Regions from separate parts of the Mus musculus genome. Here region 1 is linked to region 2. Evidence: chromatin loops called from intact Hi-C (ENCODE). Cell type or tissue: heart. All regions are shown on one strand. Each heading gives the region's core, and the rest is flanking DNA. Links, peaks and the distances in the headings are about the cores only. Region 1 overlaps Pou6f2 (POU domain, class 6, transcription factor 2). Region 2 has its middle 41 kb from the start of 4930448F12Rik.

Region 1 (16,559 bases), core at 4,518-12,517, 280 kb after region 2:
CTTAAAATAACTATATATATATATATAGTTATTTTAAAAGAAAGTAAGGTTTTGGGTGTTTTAAAAAAGGCAATGCGGAAAAGATTTCCACGTTCCCTAGGCTGCCCCACTGTTGCCCAGAGGCATAGACAGATGGACACCAGGAGTGTCCTCATGCTGGTATGGAAAACTCAGGAGGCAGCAGGGTACATCCTCTGTCTGCGGGTGTTCCTCTGATTCTCTGACATAACTCATTTGGAAATACCGTTCTCTTCCATTTCCCCTGCTGAGGAGTCTTTCCTCGGCTTGTTTGTTTGTTTGTTTGTTTGTCTGTCATTTGGTTTTTAATTGAAAATGTCCTACTTTAGAAAACCTTCCCGTGTGGATGTTTAATCTGAAAGTAAGCTCATTGGGCAGAAATCTTACTTTGCTCTCCTTCTTTCTTAAGCATCTTTCTGACATTTGAGGTGCCAACAATATTTAATAAGTCAACATGCCTGCTTCTCCCACAGCGGTAATGTGCTTTTTTTATGAGTATAGTTGCTGTGAGCTTTATGGAAACCAACACACTAAGTCCCATTTGTAGTATTGGCCCTCCATATGAGATACATACTCAGGAATAAAATGTACTTCCAAATGCTTAGGTAAAGGATCCATTCAGATCATCAGGAAAGAAAGACCCAGAAATCACAGAGGATTAAAAAAAATATTCTAGAGATCTTCAGAAAGCAGATACTTAAGCTCTGATATGACCTAGCAGGTAGCTGTCCTGAATATTAGGCCACAACTAACCACTAACTTAAAAGCGTGGAAGCACTGGATCTTGGCTGAAGAAAGTGCCAGCCTAGAGAAAAGGGTGTATTATGGAATTCCTTCATGGTCTCAGGAGACCAAGATCACTCATTACACAGGTGCTGGGAATACATGACATTTCCTTGCCTAAGCTGATGACTCAAGGTGACTGGATTATAGTAGAAAAGGCATTAGATTTAAAGTCCTAAGTCATCCCTATGAACCTTTCCCTGACACCCATTAGCTGTTCGACTAAGACATCTTACTGAGCATCTGTGAGCCCCTGCCTCTTCATCTGCACAGAAGAAAGGCAACCATCATCCATTGCTAGCAATGGTTATGAATTAAATGGTGGGTTTTTATGGGGCTGCACCCAAGTCAGGCAATGGACTATCAGAAGGGCATGGGAGACATGCTTGTCCCTTTTCCTAGTTCCTCACTCAGATGATAGGCTAAATGTTCCACAGGCTTTTGAGCTGGTATGGGTCTCAGAACTGAGCAGAGAAGAAAGCTTCTCTGTTCTTCTTTGGAGCTGGAAACATCCAGGCAACAATTAACTGGGGAAACATGGTGAGGGAAGAAACTGAAATCCAATCCTGACCATGAGAGTCATCGCATCTACCTTTGTACTTCTGTTTCTGCCTCCTTGTCCATGAGGAGTGATGGTGGTGCTGTTGAGTAAGCATTTCCAGGGATGAGGTAATTCTCAGGAGGTCATCTAATCAATACCTTGAGACAAACAGGTTGTTCTGTCATCCCAGTTTTCCATAAGAAAACTAAGGCCCAGGTAGTTTAAGTAACTTTCCCAAGTTCAAATATCTAGGCTGAGACCGACACCTGACACCAAGAATCCTGGTTCAGTTGATCTTCCATTAATATTCCTTAGTTGTCACTTTCAAGAGGGGAGTCGACCTAAATTGTCTCAATCTAGTTGATATGTCTTCTATTTTCTCTGCCCTGATGTTGGGCATTCCTCCTTCCTAGCGCTTATTATAATTTTAAATTACATGCCATCTGAGCACACCCTTGGCTAAGTATGTTGTCTTCCCAGTAGAATATCCACTCAGCCTTTGCTGTCCTTGTTCAAGGTCCTAGTGACGATGACAAAGCCTGCTATATAAGAGGGACCTATTTGATGAGGAATGAGTTCACTCACAGTGTGCCTAAAGGCTGGCCAAGATTAATCCAGGGAGGATTTTTTTGAAAGCTGGGTTTGGCCTTTATAAGGCTGAAATCTTGATACTTTCTTAGAGGTTATCTTAAGCCACATGGGTTTGTAGCTCTCTGTAGTTCACAGAGAAGAGAGGAAATACGCCATGAATGATATTTCAGATTCTCCCTCTATTTGATCCCCCAATGTCATCTACATTTTGCCCCATTTATCATGTCTGTGGAAGGGTTGGAAACAGTGGTAAAAGCATTACTTGCATGGTTAAACACTTGGGAGTCCTTCTGCTTCTCAGGGATTGTTTCTCCCTCCTCTGGAGCACTCTACTGAAAATCTAAATGCGGTTCTGTTCAATCTGGTGTAATAGTGGGGGAAACCATTACTGTGGATGGTAATGACATTTTCTGTAAAAATTAAGCTGCTTCTCAACACAGTGAGATTTGCATTAGTGTTCAGTTCTAATCCAGGCTGCCAGACAAACAGAAGCACAAGGAGAGAAAGTGGTGTCTTTGCTAATAAGTGTGAGGGAAAGGTGAGCACTCAATAAAAAAATACAAGTCATAAGGGGAGACTTGATATGAGAATAAGATATATTGCTACTGGGAAAGCCTCTTGGGACAATGGCTTGGCAGATATTCTTCCACAGAATCTGCCAAATAAACACAGCAGAAAAAAAAAACAATTCCTATGATTTACAGAAGAACAAAATGGACTTTCGTTTGGCTTGATAGCAATTCCTTTAACATTGATACCCCATTTCCTAAGTCTCACATTATTTCTATGAATTACCTACAATATTAGAGCATACTACATCTCCACACTCTTTTTTTTTTTTTTTTGGCCATTCAGATATTCAGAAAAATCAAAGTCTGCTTGGAGTCTATGTGGGTCCTATGACTGCTTCTGTCTCTGTCCCACTAGGGTGGGCATCTTCTATAAGGCGAACCATTCTGGGCGAAGGTGGCCGCATATGGATGTTGAGGAAGATATGATGGCAATTTAGATTCTCTCAGAAGGAGATAATGACTCTGTCAATAGAAAGGATGGATGGTGAAGGCAGTTGAGGTGGCCCCCACCTGTAATTTCAGCACTTAGGGGCCAAGGAGGACTACTGAGAGTTCAAGGTCATCCTAGACTACCTCGTGAGTTCTAAGCTACCTTTGATTGAAATGTGAGATTCTGTTCTCTGCGAAATATTATTTTAAATATTATTTACTTATTTTATGAATATGAGTTCAGTGTAGCTGTCTTTAGACATGCCAAAAGAGAGCACCGCATACCATTACAGATGATTGTGAGCTACCATGTAGTTGCTGGGAATTGAACTCAGGACTTCTGGAAGAGCATTCAGTGCTCTTAACCACTGAGCCATCTCTCTAGCCCCTCCCAAATATTTTTAAGTGTAACTATGATTCATAATTTTAAAACTTGACTTAGAATCTGGGCCTCACAGAGCAGGAACTTTAGGTTTTAACTTATCATATATTAACATTATCCAGCATATTCTCCACCCCTTCTTTCTCTGTGCATGCATACATGCATACCTTTATAGAAATGAATGGATAGTTCATATGTGATTTCCTTAGATTTAATAATATAATTTTAGGGAAAAGGGAACTATCAGTGAATAAGTAGTAAATTTCTTCTGGGTATTTTCCATTTTATTAACACGTTTAATCCTCAGTACAACCATTCTCATGTTTATTTTTCAAATGAGGAAACTCAATCATAGAGAAGAAAATGTGAAGTTATATAGGCACAGAGAATAAAAGCAAAGCCCAGACTTCTAGCAGAATCAGACTACTTCCCACTGCTACACAAACTCTCTAATCTGGAGATTTTCTGCATTACCATTTCCTTCTCAGGAGCCATTTAGAACCTGCAAATGCTTAAAAAAGACACATCACAGTCTAAAGTGAATGAACTTCAGGATTATTTTAATATCCCAAAATTGGGGGTTTATGACCCTTTAGTTGAGTTTCTGATTTTCTACTCTGGTTGTATTTCATCTGGAGATAAAGCAAAGCTTTCCCCTCAACACAGTCTACCTCTCATATCATCACTGGCGTTGTTAGGGAAAAGATGTTATAAGTGGAAAATTATCCATCATTTGTACCATTTTGATGAAAGTTTCCTCAAGTCTCTCTTGCTTTGTATTTTATTTTAAAAAGTTGAAGACTGGTGTGGGTGTTGAATTTTCAGTAGCCTGTTCTTTTCCTTGCTCCAAAAATCAGGATAACACTTGAGTATCACATCTGACCACACCCTTTCCATAGACAAGGATTCTGCTAGAGCATAATTTTAATGTATTTAACGTATTCACATTAAATTCTTGCTTCATAGAATGCAGTAGTTAAGAAAGCAGAGCAAAGCCGGGCAGTGGTGGTACATGCCTTTAATCCCAGCACTTGGGAGGCGGAGGCAGGCAGATTTCTGAGTTTGAGGCCAGCCTGGTCTACAGACTGAGTTCCAGGATAGCCAGGGCTATATACAGAGAAACCCTGTCTTGAAAAACAAAAAAACAAAACAAAACAACCAAAACCAACCAACCAACCAACCAACCAAACCAAAAAAAAAAAAAAAAAAAAAAAAAAAAGAAGAAGAGAAAGGAAAAGATAGAGAGAAAAAGAAAAAGATAGAGAGAGAGAAAGAACGAAGAGCAAGTTCTCAGATTCCTGGATGACTTTAAGACAAGTCAAATAGATTTGGAGAACTTCATTTCTGGAGATTAGAGTCCTATCCTGACAAAGCTGGACTTTTCACACTGTTACAATATAAAATCTCTAAAAATATGTCCATCTTGATCTAGTGGCACAGATTTCTCTTGTTCCTAGACTAAATTATTGATGCTACAGTTATCACTTCTTATCTCTTCTTGGGGAACTCAACAAATGACTTTCCTACAGCTGAACCAATAACTGAGGAAGGAGCGAGGGCCTTTTGATATTTTAGTTTGTTTGCTTTTGGTTTTCTTGCTCTGTGGAGTAGTTTCAAAGGTGCACACTGCTGTGGACTTGAGGGGATCAAATGATGATGCTGGGTGAGTTAGTTATTTGTTCCAGTGCTCTGACAAACCTGGCCATAGAAGCTCAAGGGAAGAAGGGTTTATTTTGGTTCACAATTCAAAGGGGAGTCCATGATAGCAGGGGGAACATGGAAGAAGTAGCCTGAGGCTGCAGGTCACTTGTGGCCGCAGTCAAGAAGCAGACAGAGAGAGATGAATGCTTCTGCTTAGCCAGCTTTCTCTGTTGTGTTGACTTCAGAATGATAGTCCATGAAATGGTACTGCTCAATTAAACTAACAGATCTCACAGACCTGTCTAGGGGTTCATCTCTGTGGTAATTTTATATCCCATCAAGTTCACAATCATGATAAAGTATGACACAGGACATATTTGAATATGGAATAGACCAAGATTGCATACAACTAATTGAAGAAATGACTCAGGTTTGCAGTTGCTGCAGGAGAGAGTGCAGGAGAGGAGTCTCTGCAAGGCATCTATGGTGGTTCTTTCCCATCACCTAGAGGACACACTTGTAATAGGAGCCATAGAAAATTGATAAGGAACCCAACAGTCTGCCAAATCTGAGGACCATTAGTTTTTATTCAACTGGACACATAAGGAAGTATCCTGCCATTTTGTTATTGTCCAAACAATATGATAGCTGAGTTACAGACAAGTCATTGTATATGTAGCTGTGACTAATGTGTCTGTTAAACCAGTATTTGTCTATGAACCAGACCCATGAAGTAGTTATAGTTGGTGATTTCATTTTTAAGGAATTCTTTTCATTTTTATTGGTGCATATAAGTAGACATATTTGTGTGGAGTGAGTTCTTGCCATTTATTGTTTCAACTTATTTGACAAATGGACATGCTTCTATCGGGAAAGCATCATTTGTTAGTATATGGGAATATCACCAGGGTTCAGGTTGCTCAGCCAGCCCTTCCTAGTTTTATGATCTAAAGCAAGGAATTCAGTTTCCTCATATGATAAATAAAGCTAGTTACTGGTTCTCAGCATTGGTCAGGCGAAGATTGCCTAGGTTAACATACGACAAGAAAACTAATGTTTCTGCATATATCTGGGGCAGCATGAATAATGGTACCTATGATGTTCAAGATGCTGGCAGGCATTGTACTTGGTGCTTTTCATACTCAGTATCTGTCACTGCAAATGTGCTGCTCAGTAGCTATAGACCTTCTCAGTCGGCTCATGCTTGCTTTATGAAGTACTCTTCTATCTGGTTTTAATTTCACATTACGTCTATTCTAGGCCTAGATCTGTCTCTCTGCAGTTTTGATTTTACCACATGACAATCCAAGGAGAAGAAAATCTGTAATCTTTTTCTTTAGACAGTTTTCAAAGAGGAGATAGAGGAAGCAAATGAGACAATAAGAAATGCCCATTAGTAGCCATCTGAGAAGGTAAAGTCTCAGTGAGCTACTACCCATACTCAGAATGATTAAACTAAAAACAATGGATAAGAAGAAAGAAAAAACAAATCCAAAACTGATAACCCCAAGTGCTGACAAGGGCATGAAGTCACAGCACCAGTTAGACATTGTTAATGAGATTATCAAACCATACATCCACTTTGGAAAACTGCTGGCACTTAGTGTACATCTAACAGTAATCTTGTTCTCAATATTACCTAAGGGAAATATAAAGTATATTCACAGAAAAAAGAAAACCAAATGATTATAATGTCTTTATTCATAGGTGCTAAAAAAATGAAAAACTATGCAGATGTTCTTACGCTGGTGAATGGATTAATCCTGAAGTCATGCAATGAAGTCCAATGCTAAGGAAGTTACCCTCTACTACAGAACGGGCATTCTTCAGGTCTGTATGTGAAATTCAGGGAGGTAGATTTGAGGGATGCCTATGGTTATGACTTTTAGGAAAAGGCAGACAATTGAGACAGAATATAGATGGTTGGCTAAGAGCTGAGGACCATAGATGGTTAATTTCAAAAGGAGCTTGACAGGATGTAACTCTCAATCTTACAGTGGTGGTAGTTACACTGGATTATAGTGTCTTCCAGATCTTATAGAAGTATATACTAAAAAAGGTAAATATGTTATAGACTGTGTAGGTCAATAAATCTAAGAAAATCCTTCTCAATATCAGGCCTACAACTCAATTAACTAAGCAACAAAAGATATCCTCTCAAATGAGTTCTTAAATACTGTCCCTGGATGACCTTTGCTGTCTTCAGCCAGTGTTCCTCTGTCAGTACAAGATGCAGTATTCTATTTGACTTCTTTCTGGTTGACTTAGCTATCTCACACATGGAATGCCTCACAAGTTCTTGATGCATGTCGACGTCACTCAGGTCTAAGTCACATGTCACTATGTTAGTGACCTCCTCTTTCCAGTACAGTTATATCTCTAGAAAATTCTTCTGTGACTTCTTTGGATCACTCATTCGGAATTTTAACATTTGAATTTTTATCTAAATGCTGTTTGTTTTCAAACTTATTCGCTCACTTATTCTTAGATGACTTGAACAGACATGTAACTGCGTAAGTAAACATATAGACTAGTACCAGAGGAGAAATCACCATTACAAGGAAGCCCTTCAGTGGGGTGTTCAGGTATGTCTAGCCCAGATCAAATGCAGGAAGTGGTGGATTTTCTAAACTCAGACAGAATCCACACGGAATAAAACTCCCCTCCTAGTTCCTCAGGGAATGCCAAGAAATGCTGTCCAAGAACACTTAGCACTTTTCTGGTCTAAGGTCACTTGGAAATACAATCTAAAAGCTTGAGAGACCTGTGAAGTTCCTCCAGGTGTTGATTTAGTGGCTGGCTCCCCCTAGGGGGCCACAGTCCTCACAACCTCTCTACTCCTTTCTTTAAAAGTTTGCTTAAAGGAAAATGTGTAGGCCATGATTCTTAGAAACTTGACATGGGATAGTTTTCATATTGATGTCAACTGGCCCTAAGAAAAATTACTGTTGTAGGTTTCCTTGGAGTGAGAACAGAGAGCACAATAATAATAAGGTGAATCTTTGTTAAGAGCTTGTATGGGCCAGACACTGTGATAATACCCTCAGGCATAGCATCAAGCCCTGTAAATTCTGTGAGGAGAGGATAAATGCACAACCCTTACTTGAAGTCCTCAGTCTAGATGCTTCAGTGCAAATGTATTCACATACGCGATAGTTATGAATGTTATTTATTACATGATGTCCTACTATGGTCGAGATAGCATAGGCAGTCAAGCATACTAATATTCTGGCAATTAAACCTCTTTCTTATAGCTCAGTGGCTAAGAGCACTTGCTGCTCTTTCAGAACACCAGAGTTTGATTATCACCATCAATTTTAGGTGACTCATGACTATCTATAATGAAAGCTCTAGAGGGTCCAAGCACTCTCTGGCTTCTGTCTGTATCTTCATGCATATGGATATACTTGCTCACATGCAGGCACACACACACACACACACACACACACACACACACACACACACAGACAAGCACACACAAATAAAAATAAAAATGTAAAAGGTCTACCTCTTTCTTTCTACATGAAGTTAGATAAATAAAATTTATATATAGCCTGATACAGGTTAAGAATAATTTTGCCACTAAAGGGTTACTGAAAACATCTTTGCTTCATTGAGAATTTTTGAGTTGTAGATAAAGATACTTATAGGCCTACACCCTCTGGCTGTTTTACAGTATGAGAAACTGAGGTATCGTTAGGACAACTAGCACACGTTCCCTCACTATTTGGGGGTGCAATCAGGAGGCATACTTTGATAGCTTCAGCTAAGAACATTCTCTTTCTGTGTGTCTCTTTCTCTCTCCCAGTCTTTCTCTCCCCCTACACATGCACACACACATGTATATGCATATACCCATATACACATGCATGCGGGTACACACAAGCACACATACTCATGCAGCTTAGAATCAGACACACCTACCACATGTGGAAAGCACACTTAATTTAACCCAACTAAACCATTAGATTTCTTCACCATCTTGCCCTATCTGATGAAGGTACATGAGATCTGAGCAGTCCAGGTGCTTCCCCTTGCACCCTTCTCTAGGCACCACCCTTGCCATGTTATTTTAACTTGTATCACCATGAGTTAGTTTTGTCTGTCCTGGCACTTTATGCAGGTGAGCACATAGGACGTACCCTTCTATATCCACCTTTCCCAGCTTCAGTCATGCTCCTGGAAGTAGGTGAACTTTGATCTTTTCTTGTTGTGTGCCAGTTTGCTATGTGAGTGTATCATTGGCAGTTGGCCATTTTTCTCTCAGTGGACATGTGACGTGGTTCCGGTTGAGAGGAGGTTCTTACTGTCATCGGCTGTCAGAGTCTAGCTCAGGCTTATCCATAGGCTATCACAATAGAGCAAACCAGTTCCTCCCATCAGAATAAAGGCAGCTTGTCCACAAATGACCTTCCCCTCTGTTTATAGCTGTAATGTAGGGATCTTACAAGATAGGCTTTTTCTGTAAAGGGCCAAATAGTAGATGCTTTGGATTTTGTGAGCTACATGGCTCACCAATATGGACTTTGCCACTGTGGTGCATCAGCACCATACATAATTTGTAAACTGGTACATGTGTACTCCAACACATCTTCAGTTGGAGAAACAGGAGGTGGTGAGATTTGATCAGTAAATTACAGTATGGCAAGACTTCCTTTCTAGTGAATGTTGTGAAGTCATTAAATCATTGGCAGCCTGTTCCTTAGTGTGGGACCCTGGCCTTTTCTTCACTATCTCTGCTTTCAAGCTTATGATGTAGAAGGTTTGATTTGTCACACACTGTGCCATGATGTGCTCTTCACTGGGATCTCAGACTAATGGAACTGAGTGATCATGGACTGGAACCTCTAACAGTATGAAAGACAACAAGAAAACTCTTTAATATGACAAGAAAAGTGTCTACGTTCTTTTGTTGTAGTGACGGAGAGCTGGCTATGGACCACTTGAACGAGTAACGTTTAACCTGAGTTTGTAGATGCTTCATAGCATGTATACTGGTGGGTAGTATGCAGCACTCTTGTGGTACATCTATGAATAAACTTCAGGGCATTTGTATGGCCTGAAATTATATGCAAAATGTGAATTTTGGGGGCATATGTATTTTTTGGTAGCTCTTACTATAGCTTTTCTTTCTTTCATTCTTTCTTTTCTTTGTTTGTTTGTTTGTTTGTTTGTTTGCTTTTTCGAGACAGCGTTTCTCTGTATAGCCCTCACTATCCTGGAACTCACTTTGTAGACCAGGCTGCCTCAAACTCAGAAATCCACCTGCCTCTGCCTCTCAAATGCTGAGATTAAAGGTGTATGCCACCACTGCCTGGCTTACTGTATCTTTAATGAACACTTAAGAGATATTTTTTTTTATCCCCAGATCAGGAAAAAATGGGAACATGGGAAATGGAAAAAGTCAAATAGTTTGTTGCCACATAGGTTGCCAAGGTAATTTTTCTAGCCAGTAAAGGCAAAGCATCCAAATTTTGAATTCAGATATAAATTTCAGAAAGGGATATCCTTCTTTAGACAAATGAGTGGTTTTTCATCTGAGAGGTACCTCCCCTTTTGTATGAGTCTTGCCCACAAGGCGTGTGGTCCAGTAGTGGCAGACTTACAGGTAGGTTAAATGAGTTTGATGCTGAAGCACTAGGTACCACTGCTGTTTCTGAGGATCAATAATCCCACATGAATGATAGTATCTGTAGCTCTAAATTTCTATCTTTATATAAGTGCCCATGGCGCAGGTCCTTCTGTATGGGTTCTATGTCTCCAAAGCACTTCCTACACTGAAAAGACCAGCAAGATAGTGGACACATTATTGTTAACTGTATTTCATGTTCTCAATTCCTTTGAGAAAGGTCCTAATTAGTCTAAGCAGTGTTTAATGTAAATCAAGTTTCACTTTCAAAATTTCAATGGCCCCATTCTGACAGAATGTAGATTTTTTTAATGCTATACATAAAACATGGGTGCTAGTAAAACACTGTAATGACAGGCAGAGAAGAGCAGAAATCAATACATAGAAAGTTCCTGAAATTAGGTAGGCATGACCTCCTGCAGCAGCCTGCGAAATAACCCTGGGCAGCCAGCCTTGCTGGGTAGTTGCAGAGGGCTGGGACTGTCCACTCTAGCCAAGCTTCTGCAGGTGAGTCCTCTGACTTACCAGGGAGGGAAATGCAGCTGAAGGATGCCCTGAATGAAAATCGTGATGCTAGACAACCCTTGGGACACTGCTGAGATTCTCAAAGCCCTGATTTATTTCACAATGTAATTCAATTATGGTAAACAGAGCGTGCTTTTATATTTTCCAATCCTCTTATACACCAAATCACAAAGCCAGATACCTTTTATTAGTGTTTGATAGCATGTGGTTAGCAGGGTTATTAAGAAAATAAAGGAATGGGGTACTTACAGATTTAGTATAAACTATGATTAATTTTTATTAAGAGGATACATTTATAAATCATGAGCTGACAATTTTTTTAAAGATTTTTTTTCTTGAGTTGGGTAGATCTTTGCTATGCAGAATGCAGAATTGTATATGAGATATTTGAGTGTCTGAAACGATGTATGATAAATGAAGTAGCATGCTACTTATACGCTTATCATGTTCCCTGACTAGCAACAGGTTCAGCAAAGGGCACAGCCAGTAAATGAAATTTTCCACCAGGACAATATATCATCACAAGAAATGTATGCGCTGAAAACTTACAAGCTTGCTCAAGATGCGGACAAGGTGTGAAATGGTAAAAAATGAAAAGCAGCCAGATCGTTCAGCAAATTTCAAATTCAAGTGAATATTGGTTGGAGCTGATGCCTTAGCTGTTTCAAACCACAAGAGTGAGAGAGAAGATGCAAACACTGTCTGAAGGCAAGAATAAGTTTCTGTTATTACCAATGCCACAGAAGCAAAGTAAAGGGCACAGTGCTGTACATGGCTGCTATGATATTAACTGAGAAAGAGGTTTCTGTTATATTTTTTTGAGGAATCTTCATTATGTTTAACCTTGAACAAGTCTCTTAATACTTCCACACTTTCATTTTTCTGCTTGCTAAATGCAAGGGAGAAGAAATAATCTTATAAAGTGTCCCCTTTAAAAAGAGAATTTCGTGGTTCTCTGATTTTTATTTTGAAACCACCAAAAGAAATGGCCAGAGTAGAGGGTTTTCAATACATATTATATTAACAGTTTCTCAGGAGGAGCTTGCAATTGCATTTTGCTGCTTAACCCAATAATAGCAGCATCTACTCAAGGGACATGCCAGAAAATGCAAATGTGCTTGGTTAGTACTTTCTTTCAATAATTATCATACCTTGTAGCTTATTCTTGCCATCTTTGATTTCCTTCAAAGCCACTGAACAATGATCCTGTCACAGAAGTGTCTGTACAATCCAGGAGGTGCAAGCTAAGTCCCCCCACATGTTAACATCAGGAGACACCAAGGACTGCTGATAGGCACCAGGCATCCCATTTCCCTTTGCTAGCTACTTCTGGTGACAGTGTGAAGTGACAGCTGCAAGGGTGAATTACCTGCAGGTGGTGTCAATAGGTAGAAATGACAATAGACCTCAGTGACAGCTATTCTAAAGAAGAGTTTCCTGTATGTTAAAAAGCTCAGTGCAGACAATACCCAGGAAGTAAAGGACTAAATGCAATCTGATGGAGACCAAACCTTGTTAACACCAAGGACCTTAGAGGAAAAACAGGCTGAGGCTCAGTGACATTGAAGGAAAGGGGCAATGTGGGCACCACATCTGTGTGGCCCTAACTGGCTGAAGTGGAGGTGGTAACAACTGCCTTACCAAGTCACATGTGAATGACTAGGTTCTCCCTGGAGCCTCCTCAGCTGCTGCTTCATATGTGGGAGCATTCTCCTCATGATATTCACTAATCCCTCTGTGACATTGGTTTTGTTTCTTCTCCTCCTGTTCTAGAAAGGAATGCCTGTGAATCTCGGCCAGTAAAAATGGGCTTCTAAAGTGAGTCAGGAAAGTGAAAACCCTATTTATAGCGAGGAACAAAAAGATGAGATGATACTAATTAGGATAGGAAAAGTAGCGAGTCCTAAACTGTATGAGATGGCTGGAATCACCATCCTGGTGGGTACTGCCTCTAGGTAAACAACCCAGCAGATTGGGATGTGTAAGGTATTACAAATGTGTGAACCAAAAGTAGAAAGAGAAAGAACAGGCTCCTGAGCACAGTGAGAAAGCTAAGTCTGAAAAGAGTTGTAGAAGACAGCTTATATTCAGCTAAGTCTGGCAACAAAGTTATTTTTGTCAGATGGCGCCCTGATCTGGATGGGTTTCCTTGTAGAAAGTTGTTACATGTCATAGAAATAGAAACAATGGGATTAGTGATGCATGGAAAATTCAGTGTGCTGGCAAGAAGACTGACATTAGCAGGAAGCAAAGCTTTTTTGAGAAGTCTCCATTAAATAGTCATTTTGCTTATGTGGAGAAGAGATAAGAAGCATGTTTGGAACAAAGGATGCTTTGACACCTGGGGTAAAGGGTAATGTTCTGCAAAGCAGGATGGCCAGAGACACCAAGAAAGGCAGTCTCCAGGAGCACATCCAACAGGCCATCCCAGCCCGCCTCCTTCCTAGAGATGAACACATGACTGCCTTTTATCTTCATCTGAAAAAAAAATCACAGGGTCCCAACAACCGATGGACACTAATCTTCACAGCAAAATTTATAGAGGCTAAGTCTCAGGAGCACATAGGGCCACAGTACTGTGTGATATCAGAGAGTGCCATCTACACACATTCTCTCAGCAACCCATGAAGACTTCCCAATAGGGCACGGTTGAAAGCATCCATGTGCTTATAAGAGAATATTTCCACTCATGTTCACAATCTTATTTTAATTATAATAATTTCTGAGAATATCATCATATTCAATATTTAAGGAATTCAATTCATTATTAAAACAGAAACACATTATTTCCTAATAGAAAATTTCCAATAACCTTGGCTTATTGTCCACAGGATGGAGCTCATATGGTACTGGCTTTAGCATGCACTATCGGTGGAGTTTCTAAACAATTTATGCTAAAACAAGCAGGACAGGAGGTCCACATATCTGTGGGTAGCAGAACATTAAAGATTCAAAAATGCTTTCCTCTGTGCTGAATACCATTTAATGAAACATCTCAGAGGAAATAACCGCATGCTCTGATTTCACAACTGGGAGCCCGGAAAACACGAGTGGGGGACAATTGAGCAGATGGATTGATATAATTAAAGTCATAAGGTTTTATGTTTTTTTAAAGACTCTGCTGTGCGGGAAAATGAGTCACTGGGAAGAGCAGTAATGTAACCATGTGGTGGGGGTGAGACGCCCAAGCTCACGTTCCTAGTAGAACGCTGGCTGCCAGCAGGAGCTTGTATGACCATGTGGAGAGGTCCCAAGAGCAAGCTCTCTGCTCCAGGGCTCTTTACTCAGCTCACCACAGGCCGCTGGACAGAATGGCTCCTCCGTGGAATAAGAGGGGAAGGCATGGTCCTTGGCAAACTGTTCCTTCCAATTGCAGATAACAAGAATATAGCAGTGCAGGAAGCTTCACACTGCCTAGTGTCTGTAAGGTTTTAAATTACTGAGAACTTAAGGAATGTGAAAGGCAGCTAATATGACTGAAAATTCAAATGGTGGAATTCAGGCTAAATACCACAATATTGAAAGATTTGAAAAATTACCTAGTTTTATGTACTATCTTACTCAGTAAACTATGCTTTCTCTATTGCTCATGTTGGAATATTGCAATATTGAGAATGTGGGTCAGAGTGCCTTTTAACTGGTATCCTTGGGACACAATGAAATCTCTAGTTAATAAAACATCTGAGGAACAAGCAAGTTAGCTAATCATTAGCTAACAATTCATACTTTGTAAGAAAGCATCTTAAATATTCAAGTTATAATATTTTTCTAAGAATCCAAAATATTATTGGTGATAAGCTTAAAAGCCAAGAAGAATAGTTCCATGAAGAACAGAAATATTACAGGCACAGTCAAGAAATTTTGCAGAGATCCTTGAGAGAGCACAACACTTTATTTCATGGGCAAATTCTAAGTTTAATGCCATGAAAATTGATCCCACACCAGCAGACTCTTTGCCTGTAGCATGTACCTTATTTCAGACCAATGACATGGGTCACAACTACTTCTGATCTTAGCAAGTCATGGAAACATGACACAACTGCTGCAGCAATGATATTTGCTCCATATGTTGAGTTCAGTGAAGTCCCTGGTACTAGGAAAGTCAAGGAGGATCTGAGCAGTGTCAGCTGCTCATTCTGTCCTGTTCTTGCCATTCTGTAGCAATATACTATCCAGATTTACTCAGTAAATATGGGAAACCTACTCTAGATGGAGGAACTGACATGCATTCTTATAAAATTGAGTGCTTTCTCCTTTAAATTAAAGAATTCTCAATCTAGTGCCTACAAGTCACAGCCTTACAAGAGGAATTCCCTTCATTTTCCAGATTATAAATGCAGTGGCTATCATTCTAGTTGGTGACCTTGGCCATTTATCAAGAGAGAGCAGTTAACTTTGATCTAGAAGGGGAACAGGTAAAACGCATTGATTAAGTTCTATCCTTTTTTATTACTGGAATCTTTGTACCCTATTTGTCTGGTGTTTGTGTTTGGAAAGATGAACAATGAATAAACATCTAGGTAATATCTGAAAAGCATGTCAACACTGGTATATATTCAGATGGTAATCATAAAATAATATTTTTATCTGCTTGCAACATTTTAAACTATTGATGTGTTTCAGGAAAATATATTTATAGCAGCTTTTATCACCATAATGAGAAACTTCAATAATTTTTATGTATGTTGACTTTTCTACCCTAAATAAAGAGAAGAATCATAGACAACATTTTACATTCACTTCTTAAAAATAAATTTTACTTGTTCCAGAATGGTTGATAATCACTTATAACAATGCAAGCGTTCTGAATGGGGGTTGGGGATCAGAAAAACATGGATTTAAATTCAAGTTCTCTTAAAGTTGCTATATTTACCAGGGCACACTACTGAATGACAGAAACAACCCTAAACATAATCTCTTTTGTTGTTGTTGTTGTTGTTGTTGTCATTTGTCTTTTGGATTTTTCTAGCCATACAGTTGTCGGGTAAGGGCCTGCTCTACACAGGTGTCAGGAAATCTCTAGGCCTTTCCCTAAGTTCCCTAGATCCTCTGCGTCTGAGAGATGGGGTGGAGTTTAATAGCACAAAGCTTTAAGGGTAATTCTGGACGAGGATACCCGAGTTTCCTTACATTCTTTTGGCCAGAGATGTCACAGAATCCTAATTAACTACTAGACAGAATAGAAGATATAGTCTACAATTCCATGTGAAAAATAGGAAAGGGTATTTGTTTGTTTACAGAAACATCTTTGTCATGTCACCCAGTCATTTTCAGTCAAACTTCTATCTTACTTAAAATGGCCCAATTGTATGAAGTCCATCAAGCAGAAATGACTAAAGACGATGTTTACAAAGCATTTAGTGTCTGGTATCTAATAAGTGGTCAAAATGCTATATTCTTGGAATTTTATTTAATTTCTGAAGCAAAAGTGCACAAAACTATGAAGGA
Region 2 (16,559 bases), core at 3,388-11,387:
AATGGCAGAGAAGCACCTGAAAAAAGTTCAACATCCTTAATCATCAGGGAAATGAAAATCAAAACAACCCTGAGATTCTACCTCACACCAGTCAGAATGACTAAGATCAAAAATTCAGGTGACAGCAGATGCTGGCAAGGATGTGGAGAAAGAGGAACACTCCTCCATTGTTGGTGCGATTACAAGTTTGTACAACCACTCTGGAAATCAGTCTGGCGGTTCCTCAGAAAATTGGACATAGTGCTACTAGAGGATCCTGTAATACCTCCCCTGGCCATATATCCAGAAGATATCCCAACCGGTAAGAAGGACACATGCTCCACTATGTTCATAGCAGCCTTATTTATAATAGCCAGAAGCTGGAAAGAACCCAGATGCCCCTCAACAGAGGAATGGATACAGAAGATGTGGTACATTTACACAATGAAGTACTACTCAGCTATTTAAAAGAATGAATTTATTAAATTCCTAGGCAAATGGATGGACCTGGAGGGCATCATCCTGAGTGAGGTAACCCAATCACAAAGGAACTCACACAATATGTACTCACTGATAAGTGGATATTAGCCCAGAAACTTAAGATACCCAAGATATAAGATAAAATTTGCTAAACCCATGAAACTCAAGAATGAAGACCAAAGTGTGACACTTTGCCCCTTCTTAGATTTGGGAACAAAACACCCATGGAAGGAGTTACAGAGACAAAGTTTGTAGCTGTGACAAAAGGATGGACATCTAGAGACTGCCATATCTGGGATCCATCCCATAATCAGCTTCCAAACGCTGACACCATTGCACACACTAGCAAGATTTTGCTGAAAGGACCCAGATATAGCTCTCTCTTGTAAGACTATGCCGGGGCCTAGCAAACACAGAAGTGGATGCTCACAGTCAGTTATTGGATGGATCACAGGGCCCCCAATGGAGGAGCTAGAGAAAGTACCCAAGGAGCTAAAGGGATCTGCAACCCTATAGGTGGAGCAACATTATTAACTAACCAGTACCCCGGAGCTCTTAACTCTATCTGCATATGTATCAGAAGATGGCCTAGTCGGCCATCACTGGAAAGAGAGGACATTTGGATTTGCAAACTTTATATGCCCCAGTACAGGGGAATGCCAGGGCCAAAAAGGGGGAGTGGGTGGGTAGGGGAGTTGGGGGGAGGGTATGGGGGACTTTTGGGATAGCATTGGAAATGTAAATGAGGAAAATACCTAATAAATATATTAAAACAAAACAAAACAAAAAACAAAACAAAAAAAAATTCGTGGAATGTTTTAGAACTCTCACAGACATTAATATTTAATTTAAAGTATGGTTTTCCATGACTGTTGAGGAATGGTTTCATAATTCTTGGTTCTTAGTTTTTTTGGTTGTGAAATTGGGATGGTGATGTTTGCCTCCGTTGTACTATCATCCTTGAGAAAAAACATACTCTCTGCCAAATTGTACACTCAAATCAATAGTCAGTGGTAGAAATAGTGTTGGCCAAAATAAACCTATGATATTCTTCACCCAAAGCATTTACAAGACCCATAGCCACCCCCAAAGAAGCACTCACCCATCTCTGTCAGAGAAGTACCTGGGAATGGGCACTGTTGGTCCTTTGCAGCTGTGACTCCAGCCCCTGCCTCCTTTCTGTGAGGTACTGGAGGGCAATGCTGCTAAGTCTCATTAATTCAGCACCGCAGAAAGGAAGATCCACTCTCACAGCTTCTCCATCTCACTTGCAGCATTACCAAATGGAGGCAGTGGGAAACTCCCTGGCTTTTGAAGCCTCAACACTGCCGTAAATCAGTTTAATGTTCCAGATGGGGCACTGCTTTGTTAGTCCGATGCTATAGGCATGTGGTGGGGCCGTGGGAGCATGGTAGAGAAGGGTGCTTGGTAGAGAAGGATGCTAGTTGTTGCTGTTGGGAAACGGGAAGGAGACACATGCTTCAAGGAAAACCCCACTGATGCACTCCAGTCAGGCCCCACCTTCCATAGCCTATATCACCTTCTGACAGCCTATTCAATTATGATTACATCTCTGGATTCAGCTAGTGACTAGATCCATGCTCTTATGATCCAGTCATTTTTCCAAAGCCCTAATTCTGAGCACTGCATTGGTAATCAACCCTCCAACATAGTCTTCAGAGGATAGTCCACATCCAAACCACCACAGTAAGACATACACCTTAGCATCTACCCTGAGTTATGATCAGGCATTTCCCATTTGCCTATTCTCCTCACTTCTAAGAATGACCTTAAGGACCCTAGATAAATCGGAAAGTGGCAAAGCTCCCATCATTTCATGTAGTCAAGGAGTAGGTATGAACACTCTCTTGTTTAGTAGGGATATTATGAAATGTCGCTACCGTCTCCGGCCAGCAGAAAAGAAGTGACGAAACTGATGTCTTTCTCAAGGCAGTTTATTCAGGAACTTCACAAATGTGTAGGAAAAAGAATAATGCCACAACCTCTCTCGGCCATCCCCCTTTATCCCCTCCAGTCCACTCCCCCTCACTCCAGTCCACGTAGGCACAGTTCATTGGCTCAGGACTACATTCGTCACATCATCTGATCTTTGGTGCATCTGCGCAATGCAGCTCAAGGTACATGGCTATCTTGAGGGATATGAGGAAATCAGGTGCCAGTCATAAGACTTGGCAGCAGTCCCGGGCTCCATCTTGGGGCCGCGGCCACACCCGCTCCTCACATCTCCCCCTTATTCTTTAAATTGGCAGAGAAAATGCCTGTCTTAGGTTGCCCCCTGCAACAATGCTCCTTACCCGTCATCGGGAGACAGACAGCAGTGGTCTGATTCCTGTCTTAGGTTGGTAACACGTCCAGGGAGTCTTACCCGTCATTGTCTACTTCCCTAGCATGCCAAGCCACACTTGAGGAGATTGTCCCATCTCCACAGCTGCAAAGGTTTGTATCAACAGAGCTTGAGCCCTGCGATGGCGATGTTGCATGCGACAGATGCACCAAAAGGCCAGGACACTGATGAGCATGCAGCACAGTGCCAATCCACCAATACCGGCCCATTACTTTAGGTGTGTGTGACATAGCAGTGGCAATCCAATCTGCAAGTCCTTCAGCCATGGATACCTCCACCCGAGCGGAATTGATATGGACTATTCCAAAATCTCCTTTGGGTCTAAACAAGGTCATAACCGAAGGGGTCTGCATGGGCCATGTTACCAATCTAAGCATTCTGGTCACAATAGCTAAAGAAAACGTAGAAGCATTCCAACACATACTATAAAAACAACTATCCTCCTTACATTCTACAACATCATCAAAATAACTACCATTATAAACTAAAAATACAAAAGGAGGCCAAATGCATACAGGCGTGGCTTTAAAGAATACATTTTTCCCATAAGCAAATTGAATAACAGAAGACTCAAATAATACAGATCCATTCCAATAAAAGCTAGTATTTCCCCATGCCCCACCCATCAACATATTCAAAGAAGAAAGATCTGTACAACTCCCACTTTATCCCACACAACAGCCATACATTAAAGGATTGCTTGCCCCTCTCTGGGCTGGATTTTGATACGTCCAATTAAACCCTGAAAACGTTTGATTATGACTGGTACTAATATAAGGGGAAAAGGTAAAATATTTTTTCACGGCCCACGCAGCTTTCCTGGACTGGCAGCCGGTCCATGGGGGAAGCGAATCTTGAATACCCCTACAAAAGGGGGCCCATCATAGATCTTCAGTCATCACTGCATGCAGCATCATCACCCCCAGAAGCAGCTTCATCAGGGCACCTCCGTTCATCTTGAACTACCCTCATCAATCACTCCGGAACCCACAGCGGCTGGCAATGATCCTGTGGAAAAACACAAACAGACCCTCTCGCCCAGACCAACACAGGATCGGGCCCATGCCATCGTCCACTCAGAACATCCTTCCACGTGACTGTGCCTTTGTAGGATGCCTCGGGATTGGCAAACCATTCCGCAGCAGTCAGATCATTTTTATCTTTATTCAAAAAATTCAAGGTAAGGAGAGCAATGGCTAATCTCTCCCTAGGAGGAGCGCCAGAGGCTACCCCCCTTTCTGTTTTATTAGGCACTCTTTCAGAGTGCGATGGGCTCTTTCAATGATGCCCTGACCCTGAGGATTGTAGGGTATACTGTGCACCAAGTGGACACCCATCATTTTACAAAAGGAAACAAAAGAAGCTGAAGTATAAGCAGGTCCATTATCAGTCTTAAGCTCTCTGAGCTGACCCCATGCACCCCATGCCTCAAAGCAATGGGCAATGACATGGTGTGCCTTTTCACCAGTATGTAGGGAGGCAAACAACACCCAAGAGGCTGTATTTACAGAAACATGAACAAATTGCAGTTTACCAAATTCTGAAAAATGAGTCATGTCCATTTGCCAAATGTGGAGGGGAAGCAGGCCGTGAAGGTTTACTCCCACACTCACCTGAGGCAATAGGGGGCCACAGGCTTTGCAAGCCGTAACAATATCTCTTGCCTCTGCTCTAGTAATATGAAATTGAGAAGAAAGTGTTTTGGAATTCACATGAAACTGTGAATGAAATCCAGGAGCCAGTTCTACAGGTTTCTGAATCAAAAAGGCAGAAGCAGCTCTAGCAGCTTTATCAACCAAATCATTGCCCTCTGCTAAAGGGCCAGGCAAACCTGTATGAGCTCCAATGTGTTGGACAAAAAATGGAGAACTTCTATTTAAAATTAAGGATTGCAATTTATTTAACAAATCCCCTATAGTGGATCGAAAATTCACCTTCCCCACCATTTCCATCACTGCTAGCGAATTAACCACATACTATCTGAAATTAAATTAAAAGATTCAGAATACAATTCAAAAACGTTTATAACAATGTGCAACTCAATAACTTGGGGAGAAGCAGGGGGAAACTGTAAAGTTACTGGCGTGGAGCCATGGACCAAATATGCTCCGCAGCCTGTCTTAGACCCATCTGTAAAAATTAAAGGGGCATCAGGCAATGGCACTCAAGAAGTAATTTGTGGAAAAACAACTGGATGAGCTTTAATCAGCTGCAAAATGGGATCCTTAGGGAAATGATTATCCATCTTTCCCATGAAGCTACATCTCAAAATTGCCCAATCATCAACAGTAGCTGATAATACTTCTATTTGCTTCATATTATATGGAACAATCAATTCCTGAGGGGGATTGCCAAAATATTGAATACATTGTTGTAGGCCAATCAAGGCCAATTGTGCTACCAAGGCAGGGCAATAAGACAAGATTTTTGCGGGTGAAATCTTGGGATGTATCCATAGCAAAGGGGCGCCCTGCCAGAGGATACCCTTTTTTGAGTACCCTTTTCAACCAAACTTAACGCTACGAGGGCAGAATCAGTAAGCTGCCGGGGAGAATTTAATTCTATATCTTCCGGTAAAATATTATATAATGGTTGTAATTGTTTGTTAGTTAGTCCCAAATAGGGACGTACCCACTGTATATCCCCCAATAGCTTTTGAAAATCATTCAATGTCCTCAAATTATCCCTCCGAATCTGAATTTTCTGGGGAGATACTTGACTATCAAAAATTTTAGTTCCTAAATAATTCACCATTTTTCCTTTCTGAACCTTTTCTGGGGCTACAACCAATTGCTTTTCTTTTAGTTTTTGGATCACTATACTATATGTGTGTGTAACTTTAATTGTCTCACTCCGAGAACCTCAATAGTCCCTAATCCGGGAACCTAATAGTCTCTAACCGAGAACTTGAATCATTCCACTTTCCTGGGAGCTTTCCAACTGGCTACTCTGACTGCGGAGAGTTCTGGACTCATCACATCCTCGTACGGGTTCCACCACTTGTCGCTACCGTCTCTGACCAGCAGAAAAGAAGCGACAAAACCGATGTCCTTCTCAAGGCAGTTTATTCAGGAACTTCACAAATGTGTAGGAAAAAGAATAATGCCACAACCTCTCTTGGCCATCCCCCTTTATCCCCTCCAGTCCACTCCCCCTCACCCCAGTCCACGTAGGCACAGTTCATTGGCTCAGGACTACATTCGTCACATCATCTGATCTTTGGTGCATCTGCGCAATGCAGCTCAAGGTACGTGGCTATCTTGAGGGATATGAGGAAGTCAGGTGCCAGTCATAAGACTTGGCAGCAGTCCCGGGCTCCATGTTGGAGCTGTGGCCACACCCGCTCCTCACAATGAAACATGGAAAGAAACTCAACAATTAGCCTAAATCTGACTATGGTTAGCCTAAATAGGAGTGTTTCTCTTTCCTGAAGTTAAAAAAATCCCACTTAACAACTATTTTTTTCTATTAAAAGCCAATTTGTTAACGATTTTTTAAACATTATATGTATATGTTTTTTGCTTTTGTTTTGTCTGTTTGTTTGTTTGCCTGTATGTATGTCTGTGCACCATGTTCATACAGTACCTGTAGAGGTCAGAAGAGGGCATTGGACTGGACAGTCAGATGGTTGTGAGCCACCATGTGGGTGATAGGTATAAAAGCTGGGTTCTTTGAAAGAGCAGCCAGTTTTCTTAACTGTTGAGCCACCTCTCTAATCTCTCGTTAACACCGTGAAAAGCTACTGTATCTTAGGCATCAGTGTTCCTATGTTCTTCTTCAAATTCTTTTATTCTTAGAAAACAACCATGGCAATTAAAAACGAACACAGTGCCCAGTCATCCTGGTATTTACTGTGTGCCAAGGTCCTGCTATGCGCTGAATGGACAACAATCCCTGAATTGGCTTTTACTTGAACTTTACCTATGACGATGAACTTGACTTTTGCGTACTTAAGAAAGAGACTTAGTTTTTATTAGGCTAAAGGGTGGTTACAGTAGTTAACACCAGGTGGCGCTAAAAGACTGGGCTTGGAAATAGAGTGCTTGGGCCTCTGCAGTACACTAGGATGAGAGATGTTCCTATTGAGAACAGAGTTAAAGAAAAGAAGGGCCAGCATCACCCTCGATTTTACATCACCACCACATGCCAAGGTCCATTCTCTCAAGTTTTCTCGGTGGTGAGTTCTCTGGAGAGCTGAAATTCTTCGTGTGTATACACAGTGATTTTCCTGGGGTGTCAAATGTCCCTAAAAATTATCCTGGTTTTTCTAAGAGAAAATGAAAACAAATCTCACTTGAAATTACATTAGGAATGGTCTGGTCTTTTCCCTCACCGCTTAGCTATGCAGGAACACAGAACACATCACCTGAAAAACCTTCTCATCAACTTGGGCTTTATTGATGAGCACAAGTCCCCTTGCTTAGGGATCTCCAGGATGCTCAGAAGGGTTTTTCTCTAGTGCTGGTACCAGGGGGCTAAAATCCTTCAACAGACACCACAGTTTAACACAGTAGAATCCTTCCACTGGCCTTCAAAGGCATGGCAGAGGTAAGAAGAGTGGAATAGAAAGCCCTGCCACTCAAAAAACGGAAATTCCAGGAGCTTGTGAAACACAAGTAACCAAAATCAAGGACTAGCACTCTTGGAAGGAATTAAGACACAGGGGAGGGCAGAGCTGTGCTAGAACTTATGCAGGGTCTATGGGAAGTGGCTTTGGCAATAGATGTGGGAAGAGGGATGTTTTAAAGGCATGTTCAGTGTTTTGTTACCAGCTCTTTCTTTTCTGAGTTTCAAATCTAATAAAAATTTAGGGCAGTAGTTGGACATATGATTTACATGAATCCCTCGCAAAATGGTTGCGGTCACTTCTTTATGAAAATAGTAGCATTATGGGGAATATTTTCTTTTTTTCTTTCTTTTTTCTCTTTTCCTCTCCACCCCTTCCAGGACAGGATCTCACCATATAGCCCAGGCTTTCGACTCATAATCCTCTTGCTTCAGCTTCCCAAATGCTGAGGTTTTAGGCATATGACATCATACCTGCCTCTACTATCTCATCATATAGCAGCCAGTTACCATTTTGGATTCCTTGATTTGACCCAGACATCAGACAGTGAATTTTCCTTGTGATCCCTGTTGACATAATAGTCATGCTTTTAGTCTGAGCCTGGAACTCTCCAGATACTCCAGGAACACTAGAGGCAGGAATTGGTCTATCATTCTTCATTTCAAGGTCCTCTTTTGGTCAAGGGAGAAATAGTGGGGAAGGCCAGCTGTTCCACAGATTTTGCTCAGTGGCAGCTACTTGGCTAATGTAATCTGAGGAAGTTGTTCTCTTAAGTCTTCTATGTATATTTTATTTATTTTAACATTTGGCCTTGAAACCATTATTGAAGGCATTATCTTGCCCTCAACACATTTTGAAACACATTTAGTCTGTGAGAGCAGTAGGACCAAAGAAGGAATTATATTTTCCAAGAGATGGTTTTAAGCTGCATACAGTGGTATACATCTGTAATCCTAACTGCTCAGGAGACTGAGTCAGGGGGACTGCAAGTGTGATGCTAACCTGGGATACATTCATAACAAGATCCAGCCTAGACTGGAAAATTTTGTGAGACTCTATCTTTTAAAAATTGGCTGGGAGTGGTGTAAGGTGTCACTCAGTGCTAGAACATTTGCTTATGTGTCTAAAAAAAAAGAGTTGAATCTAAGGTTAAAACTATGATTTGGGGCATTTTATTTCTGTACCAATAGTCGTTGAGTCTACAAAAATACATTAATCTACTTGGCCGGCTCTCTACATTTGTCATTCATTATATACCACAAAAGGATTTTATAAACATGTACATATAGGAACAGAAATTTAAGGTGGATTTAAGACGAGGGAATCACAGAATAGTGAATACAGTATTCGAAATCTGAAGCATGAGTTTTGACATTACAGTGGTGTGAAACTTTCTCATTGACAAAAATATGTGCAACCAAGGTATTCCCCCTATACCTGCTAGCCTGGAAAGAGGGTGTTCCCCCCCTTATGGGTTACCCTCTACTTCTCTGCTCTTAGATCTACTCTTTCTAGCATGACAAGAATATTTCTGGATTGTCATTTGTATGTGCAACTCCAGGTCACTGGGGCTGCTCCTAGTTTCTTCAACAAGGAGTGTGATGAGCTCTCAGGAACCTGCAGCAAGAAGCTTGCCAGTCTCCTCTGAGAGTGCATTTGCAAGGACAAGCAGGTCTTTGTCCTTCTAGAAGTGCCGACCTTCTGAAGGGTCTTTTTCTCAATCCCTGAAAACAAGCAAAGCTGTTGTCTTCTGAGACGCATTGGTGTCTCTGGTTATGACCTTCAGCAGTTAGTCCTTTCATGCTTTTGCACAATTATTCCCAGTGAGGCAACTTCTGCTTTGGATACAAAGAGGTAGCAAGTGATAAAAGCACCCTGTGTCTGCTACCCCAAGATGGTTATGACTAGTTGTCCTCTCAGTTTGTACTGCCAAGGAAGGTGTGGACAACAGGAATTTCAGAAGAGCAGCAGGATTTGGGCAGTCATTGCAGACAGCAGCCAAAGCAAAGTCTTTCCATTGAAAGGCAGCTTCCTTTTGGTCCATAAATTCTGACAAAGGCTTTGTGGGCTTCTCTCTGAGCAGATTTCAAGATGAAATATCATCCATATAGATAAATACCAAAACCCCATCTATCTGGAGGAGACTTGGGCTGGAACTGACAGGTGCAAACCAGGAACCCTAGGAGCTCATACCTCTCTCTGTCCACCAAGAACTGGATGGAACAGAAAGTGGTTGCCCTCATTGTACAGTTCAGACAGCACTGCACCTCCTGAATTGTGGAGGCTTAGACAACATCTGAGATTAGAAGAGACCATTACAATTTCAATAAGTATTCTAAAGTGATGCTTTGAGAGTTTGTGTTTGTTCTCCAGGTCTGCTAATAACTACAAAGTCTTAACACAATGTGCCATTCAAAAATCACACTCAAGCCACTGTGCTTGTGTGCATGCATACACTTGCAGCTCATTAGTGTCAAGCTCTTTGTATTTTAACGAGTGTGTTTGTTATGACAGGAGGCATGGTACAGATGCTGTTTTGCTTCCATCACTGGAAGCTTAGAAAACTCAAAGCAATAGAGACAATGTTTTACAGTCTCTCAGGACATCTGTTGAATACACAGCCAAATGATTTTATTAAAATAAATCTGCGGCTGATTTTTCTTTAATAGTAGCTGAATAAATACATTGACCATTTATAACTGTTATGCTTATGGGAGCCAGGGAAACGATATGCATAGCTAGCTCTATCCCTGGCCCCATCTTTTGGCTTTCAGGATTGGAAAGTGGGATCCCTACACAGATCAGGATGTCCCCCTGAATCTCAAGGTGGAACAGCTTTGTGGGGAGAAATTAGTTTTGAGCACTAATCAGACATCTCTTTGAACTCTTAAATTATTTCATGGTTTTAAACTCCTCAGTCTACACTGAAGAGTTGGGGAACAAGAGAAAACCACCTGGGGTCTTGTATTGGCCTCTTTGAATGGACAGGTGTGGCAAGTAGAATTTGGAGAATGCCCCTGTCTCAGCCCATTTGTTGCTGCTGTAACAAAATACTCAAGATGGGGATTTATAATGGATAGAAATTTATCTGGTCCCCAGTTCTGAAGTTTGGGAAGTTTAAGGATATAATGCCAGCACTTGCTCAGCATCTGGCAAGGGCTCACTTGTGCATTATAAGGTGTGTGGGAGCATCACATGGCAAGCGTTTTAGCTCAGGTCTGTCTCATTCTTATTATGAAGCCTCTAATGCTCTCATTGGGGATCCTGACCTCATCCAATCCTAATCACCTGCCTAAGGTACCACCTCTAAAGGATATAAGATTTTTTCAATTATTTATTAGATATTTTTTCATTTATATTTCAAATGCTATCCCAAAAGTCCTCTATACCCTCCCCCCACCCTGCTCCCTTACCCACCCACTCCCACTTCTTGGCTCTGGTATTCCCCTGTACAGGGGCATATAAAGTTTGCTAGACCAAGGGCCCTCTCTTCCCAATGATGGCCGACTAGGTTATCTTCTGCTACATATGCAGCTAGAGACACGAGCTCTGGAGGTACTGGTTAGTTCATATTGGGTTGCAGACCCCTTCAGCTCCTTGGGTACTTTCTCTAGCTCCTCCATTGAGGGCCCTGAGTTCCATCCAATAGATGACTGTGAACATCCACTTCTGTATTTTCCAGGTACTGGCATAGCCTCACATGAGACAGCTATATCAGGTTCCAGTATATAAGAATTTGAAGATTAAATTTTCATCACATGAACTTTTGGAGGACACATTCAAAGCATTAATAGCCCTGGAGATTCCCACCCTCTGCTGTATGTACCTGGTGAAATCCCCTTCTCATAAGTGTGAGCAGAGCCTATGAATTGGGGCTGTCAGACACTTGATTAAATTAGCTTATATGACCACAGTGATGAGGTCTTTACCCTTACATTGTATTACCAATGTTTTCATCTTAACAGGCTAAAGTATTCAAGTGAGAGTTATCTTTTGCAGGCATTGGAAGAACTAATTCTCATGCTACAGAGAAGCTCCTGTGGAAGAATGGTGGCAGCCTCCACCATCTGAGAGAAAGCCCTGACAGCTAGAAATTGAGGACCTCAGTCTTCCATCAATGAGAAACTTGATTATCCCATCCAGCAGTAAGCTTTGAAATGATGCCATCTCACATGGGAAATCCCAGCCCTAGGCAACACCTGTGCCCTGATCCATGGAAGCTGAAACGTGAGACACATGCACTGTTTTGTGGTAATGTTACACAGAGATGAACAGCTACAGTCCCCGTGGGTATGGAATCAAGAATTCACATCTGCAAGGCCATGCTGAGGCTGCTGGTCAAGGACCAAACCTTTGATAATCATGGTTATGGTTCAACTTCCCCTGGTGTTTTATTAGTGACTCTTTGTATGCCTCTGGAATATAACAATAGTTAACCAGAATGATGTCAGTGGTGTGCATTATGTCACACATAAATGTAAGCCTTTTGGTTTAAGCATTTAAAAGATAATTTAAGTTTCATCAAAAGGATAAATAGAAATTATAGTAGTAGAAAAGTAATTGTGATGGGGCCTAGGAAATGAGGGTAAGATAAACAATGAACTGTAAACAAGGTGTGAAGCCATCGAGCAAACACACAGGCATTGTTAGTGCACACGCTCTAGCAGGAAAGACAAGTACTAATTATTATTTTCTTCTTTTGATTAAAACTCACTGCATAGTCTTCCTTGTTAATTCTTTTTATATTCCAGAATGTTTCTTATCTCTCCTGCTTGTGAAGAATTTATGTTATGAACATATCTCAATTATAAATTAATTTTATAACACCCTCTAAACTCCCCTACATTTACTGTACCAAAATACAGAGATGGAATATACTCGCGTAAATCTCCAGAGTACACTGACAACCTGAGGACAGGCAAGCATCTTGTGTTCTCTGCTTCTCATTCTATGCAAATACTTTTCCACCTCAGCCTGTAGTCAAATTCTTTCTCTTTTCTTCCCCTTTCACCCTTAGTTGTGTCTCTTAAGCAGTTTCTGAAATTAAGAAAATTCATGTCCACTGTAGAATAAAGTACCCAGAGCCTTGAGGAATCCTGGGATATTTCACCTCTTGCCTTTCCACTTCTAAGAATACAGACACAGTACAGTGATTCTCCCTGCCAAAACATTTGGATCAATGTTGCTTCTGCAAATTATATGTATCAGCAATGAATTTCAAGTCACCAACGACTCATAGGTGTCATATTAAGGAAGGAAATACAAACACTCCCTTCCTGGAGTCATTTAACCAAGAACCAGCCGAGGTTTGAATTCTCTACTTCATGCTCTCTGTGACTTATGCCTTCTCTCTGCATGGTTCTCAATCCCAGTCTGCCTGAAGGCTGTCTTGTGTCTTGTGATGTTGTCTCTGTGTCTGTGTGTGTTCATTCCTATGTTTGCCTGTCTGTTTTATGAGCTTCATGTGTCTGTCTGTCCTTAACAAAGGGCTTGGCTTTGTATTTATTGAGCAGCATAGAAAACATCTCATGGGGAAGGAATGGGACTCATCACTGAAATTTTTAACAGGGTTTTACAAGGGATTAAGTTGCTGACGCTAACTGATCCCAACTGATCCAGATAGCAAACATCATTTTTATCAACCCAAAACTATAAATCTTTGCTTTCAACCTTTATGGGAGATTTTAGAAAGTTTCCTTCAGCTTCAGCATTTCCTGCTTTCCACAAATGATACACATGCACTACTGAGTTAGGGGCCCCAAAGAGCACATAATTTATGACTGCAGCTGTGCATTAGTTTAGGTTGTAGAAGTTGTTAATGGGAAATCCAAGGCAAATAAAGTTGATTGTTACATTGTTCTCCTAAAGGCAGCTTAGACTGACAATCTGAGTACACAATAGGCTAGCAGCCTTAAGTGACCTCACAGTGTATTATTAACTCTGATTGTGAGGTCCAGCAAAAGTTCTTATCTCGTAAGAGATATTTTGAGAATATTGTATTGGCACAGTTGATATGTGCGCGCGCGCGCGCGCACACACACACACACACACACACACACACACACACACTTACTTAAAATCTGTGTCTATTTTCCAAATAGGAGGGCTGTGTTGTCTCCAGGCACTTCTGTGTCTAAGGTTCTCTTCTTTTTACACAGTCATTGGAAAAAAATGAATTTAAAAATTGGTTTTAGAGTTGTTTGGAATGTAGCTTGGTCTGCTAGAATAGGAAAAGAGTGCATATGTAAATGTAAGAGTTGGGGGGGCAGTGACAAAGGAGAGAGTAATCGTAGTCACTTGTAGTGGGAGAGAGGGCTGAGCAGTGCTATGGAGTTATTTATACTTCCTGGGAGTATATGGTATACTTTTATTCAGAGCCAAAGGCAGGCTACCTAGTTGGGATATTTGTCCAGCCTTCTTATAATGCTAACTTTATTTTGAGAAGTGTTTTTCAGATACAAAGATTATTTTCTGTAGCTTAGGCATCATGTAGACTGTGGTAGTTTCTGAGCATTTTCTCCCACTGTGGCATCCTATATTAGGTGCTCCTTTTAGAAATAAAATTTTATTTCAGAGCCTTATGCCAGGTTTTGTGCTAGAATAGTAATTATTAAATACTTTATTTTTGTGAGAGGCTCTGGGAGTAGGGGAAGAAAACATTTATTGTGTGACTTCCTTCTATTCTATGTTTTGCTCTCTTGGCTATTAGTAAAGCTTTAAAACTTTTTTCAAAAGCACATTTGGGACAAAAGTTTCTGTGCATTTACTATGCACATATTATGTACTTTTATATAAAGGGTTATATTTGTGTGCAATCTGTACATATAATTATAATGTTTAGGGAATTATGGCAAGAACAAGTTTGCACATGCTCGGTACAGAGACAGTTGAAGACGCTTTTAAGTTTGGGTTGACTGCTGTCACATCATGGATACAGATGGCTGAATGTTTAAACTGGTAGGTCTGTGCACTACTGTTCTGTATAGAACCTGTAAGGTGGAGGATTAACCTGTCATGCAATGTTTTTCTAGATTAGGAAATGGACCACAGAGGAATTGTCAGTTTTCTGGTTAGTGATGGGGACACTGGTCTATCTCTAAACACATGTGCAACTGTATTAGACTCGGCTAGCATCCAAATACTGGATTTCTACATTTAATTGTGAATCTCAGTATAAGTCTTTAAAAAAAATTCCCTAAGTCTTTTATCTTTTTATCTTTTTATTAGATATTTTCTTCATTTCCATTTCAAATGCTATCCCAAAAGTCCCCTATACCCCTCCCCCCCGCCCTGCTCCCCTACCCACTCACTCCCACTTCTTGGCCCTGGCTTTCCCCTGTACTGGGGCATATAAAGTGTGCTAGACTAAGGGCCTCTCTTCCCAATGATGGCCAACTAGGCCATTTTCTGCTACATATGCAGCTAGAGACACGAGCTCTGGGGCGTACTGGTTAGTTCATATTGTTGTTCCACCTATAGCGTTGCAGACCCCTTCAGCTCTTGGGTACTTTCTCTAGCTCCTACACTGGGGGCCTTGTGTTCCATCCTATAGATGACTGTGAGCATATGTCTTAATGATGAAAATCTGCAATTTTTGGCTAAGAAATCTGAATTCTAAGGGTTGTGGTGTTACCTTGAGGTGTGGTGCTTGTCTAGTGTCAGGGAGTCCCTCAGTTCATCTCCAACACCATAACAACAAACTCACAGACTGTTTAATTCTATTCCTATGCTGGAGAAACTATTCATTCTTAATAGCCATACATTTTGAAAGTCAAGTTTATTTTGAAAATATATATTCAAATAAAAATAAATAACTGTCTTAACAAGTTAAGTGATTTTGAAAGAAGTAAGGTAAGTCCAGAATTGGAGGTTTGATTTTTTTATTTTTATTTTTTTCATTCAAGAAATTTTGTTGAGATGAGTCTCCCTCATCTAGTGGATGGAGACATTCTCTCTGCTGCAGTAACTTCCCTGGATCTCTCTGGCCATCACTGCTACAGGACGTAGGCACTATACAGGATCTTGGATATACATAAAAATCTTCTGGCTAAAAAGGGCGATAGGTTGTCTGAGTTGTGCTGACTTTGTAGCTTAGATATCAAGCTTGGGATGTAATTGCTAATTGGTCTTGTAAATGTTACATTTATCGCAGGACACACCCCATTTCTAATCCCTAGTTGGTATTAAGTGATGATGGATCTAGGAATGGCTTTGAGACCTTTCCTGCTGCTGACTTAGCTACGGTTCAGCCCTGAGGCAAATGCTATCTGTAATTTTTGATACCAGTCTGATGAGTACCTGGTAATGCAGCATGGAGCAAGCCTTCTCCTTATTTCTCAGGCAGAGAAGAATGTGATTCAGCCTGAGCTACACCTATGGGAACTAAGTGGGAGAGGAAAGGCCCCACAGCAAGAAGAGAGATGTGACTTCAGGGAACAACCTTGGGATTTCTTCTGGCTCAAGCTGGTGCTGATGAGGTGGGAGGGAAAGTTACACAGGAGCAGCATCTTGTTTTAATCTCTTTTCTGGGAGCCTTCTTGAATTCTGCTCTGTGGAATGACTCTCCACAGGCTCTTGTGCTTGACCTCTTAGTTCCCAGATGGTGGCACTGTTTTGGGATCTCAATGAGGTGGAGTTTTGTTTTGTAACAGGAAGTCTGTTACTGTGGGCTGGCCTTGAAGTTTTACAGTGCTGACTCCGGGACTGCTCTCTACTTCTCTGATTCAGTGATCCGTCCTACTCCTATCAGGGTGCCATGCTTCTGCTGCTGTTTTTTTCCTCATCTGATAGAATGTATCCCCTTAATCGGAAAGCAAGATTAAAATGTTTCATGTTTGAATTGCTTCTTGTTACCTATTTTATTGCAAACCAAGTAACCAACGCATCACCTATCCCCAGTTATTGCAAAGACTAAATGAGATGATCCACTTCTAAGAGAGTTTACCATTTTATAAAGGGTAGGGAATATTCCCTAACTTACAAGGTTTGTGGGGATTAAACTATAGAGAATGTACAACATAGTAATGGTACCTCAAAAACAAAAACAAAACACCTTAGTAAATTTTGGGAGTTAATGAACTAGAATTATCTGTTGCTTGTTTTCTGGATAAATATTTTATCAGTTATAGAAATGGAAAATGTCAGGCATATACTCTTTATATTTTTATC

Evidence for each region. Peaks named below come from ENCODE experiments on the same cell type or tissue, not always from the same donor. Only the 100,000 strongest peaks of a DNase experiment are listed, where the experiment ranks them.
Region 1: it touches region 2 in a loop (18-fold over the local background); 4 of 42 quality-filtered maps call a loop at or near these places.

The regions. Positions count from the first base shown.
Region 1 is chr13:18,325,028-18,341,586 of GRCm38, forward strand. The region is part of intron 3 of Pou6f2 (POU domain, class 6, transcription factor 2); the gene reads right to left. Gm46402 (a long non-coding RNA gene) reads right to left here. Exons shown (of 2, transcript XR_001780867.1): 2 at 15,242-16,559. Among named protein-coding and RNA genes, the nearest start is that of Gm46402, 13 kb to the right of the region's middle. In heart, for the core only: a CTCF peak has its summit at 7,775; no DNase peak of the experiment used is centred there.
Region 2 is chr13:18,050,585-18,067,143 of GRCm38, forward strand. No RefSeq gene overlaps it. Among named protein-coding and RNA genes, the nearest start is that of 4930448F12Rik, 41 kb to the right of the region's middle. In heart, for the core only: a CTCF peak has its summit at 6,828 (motif pointing right); no DNase peak of the experiment used is centred there.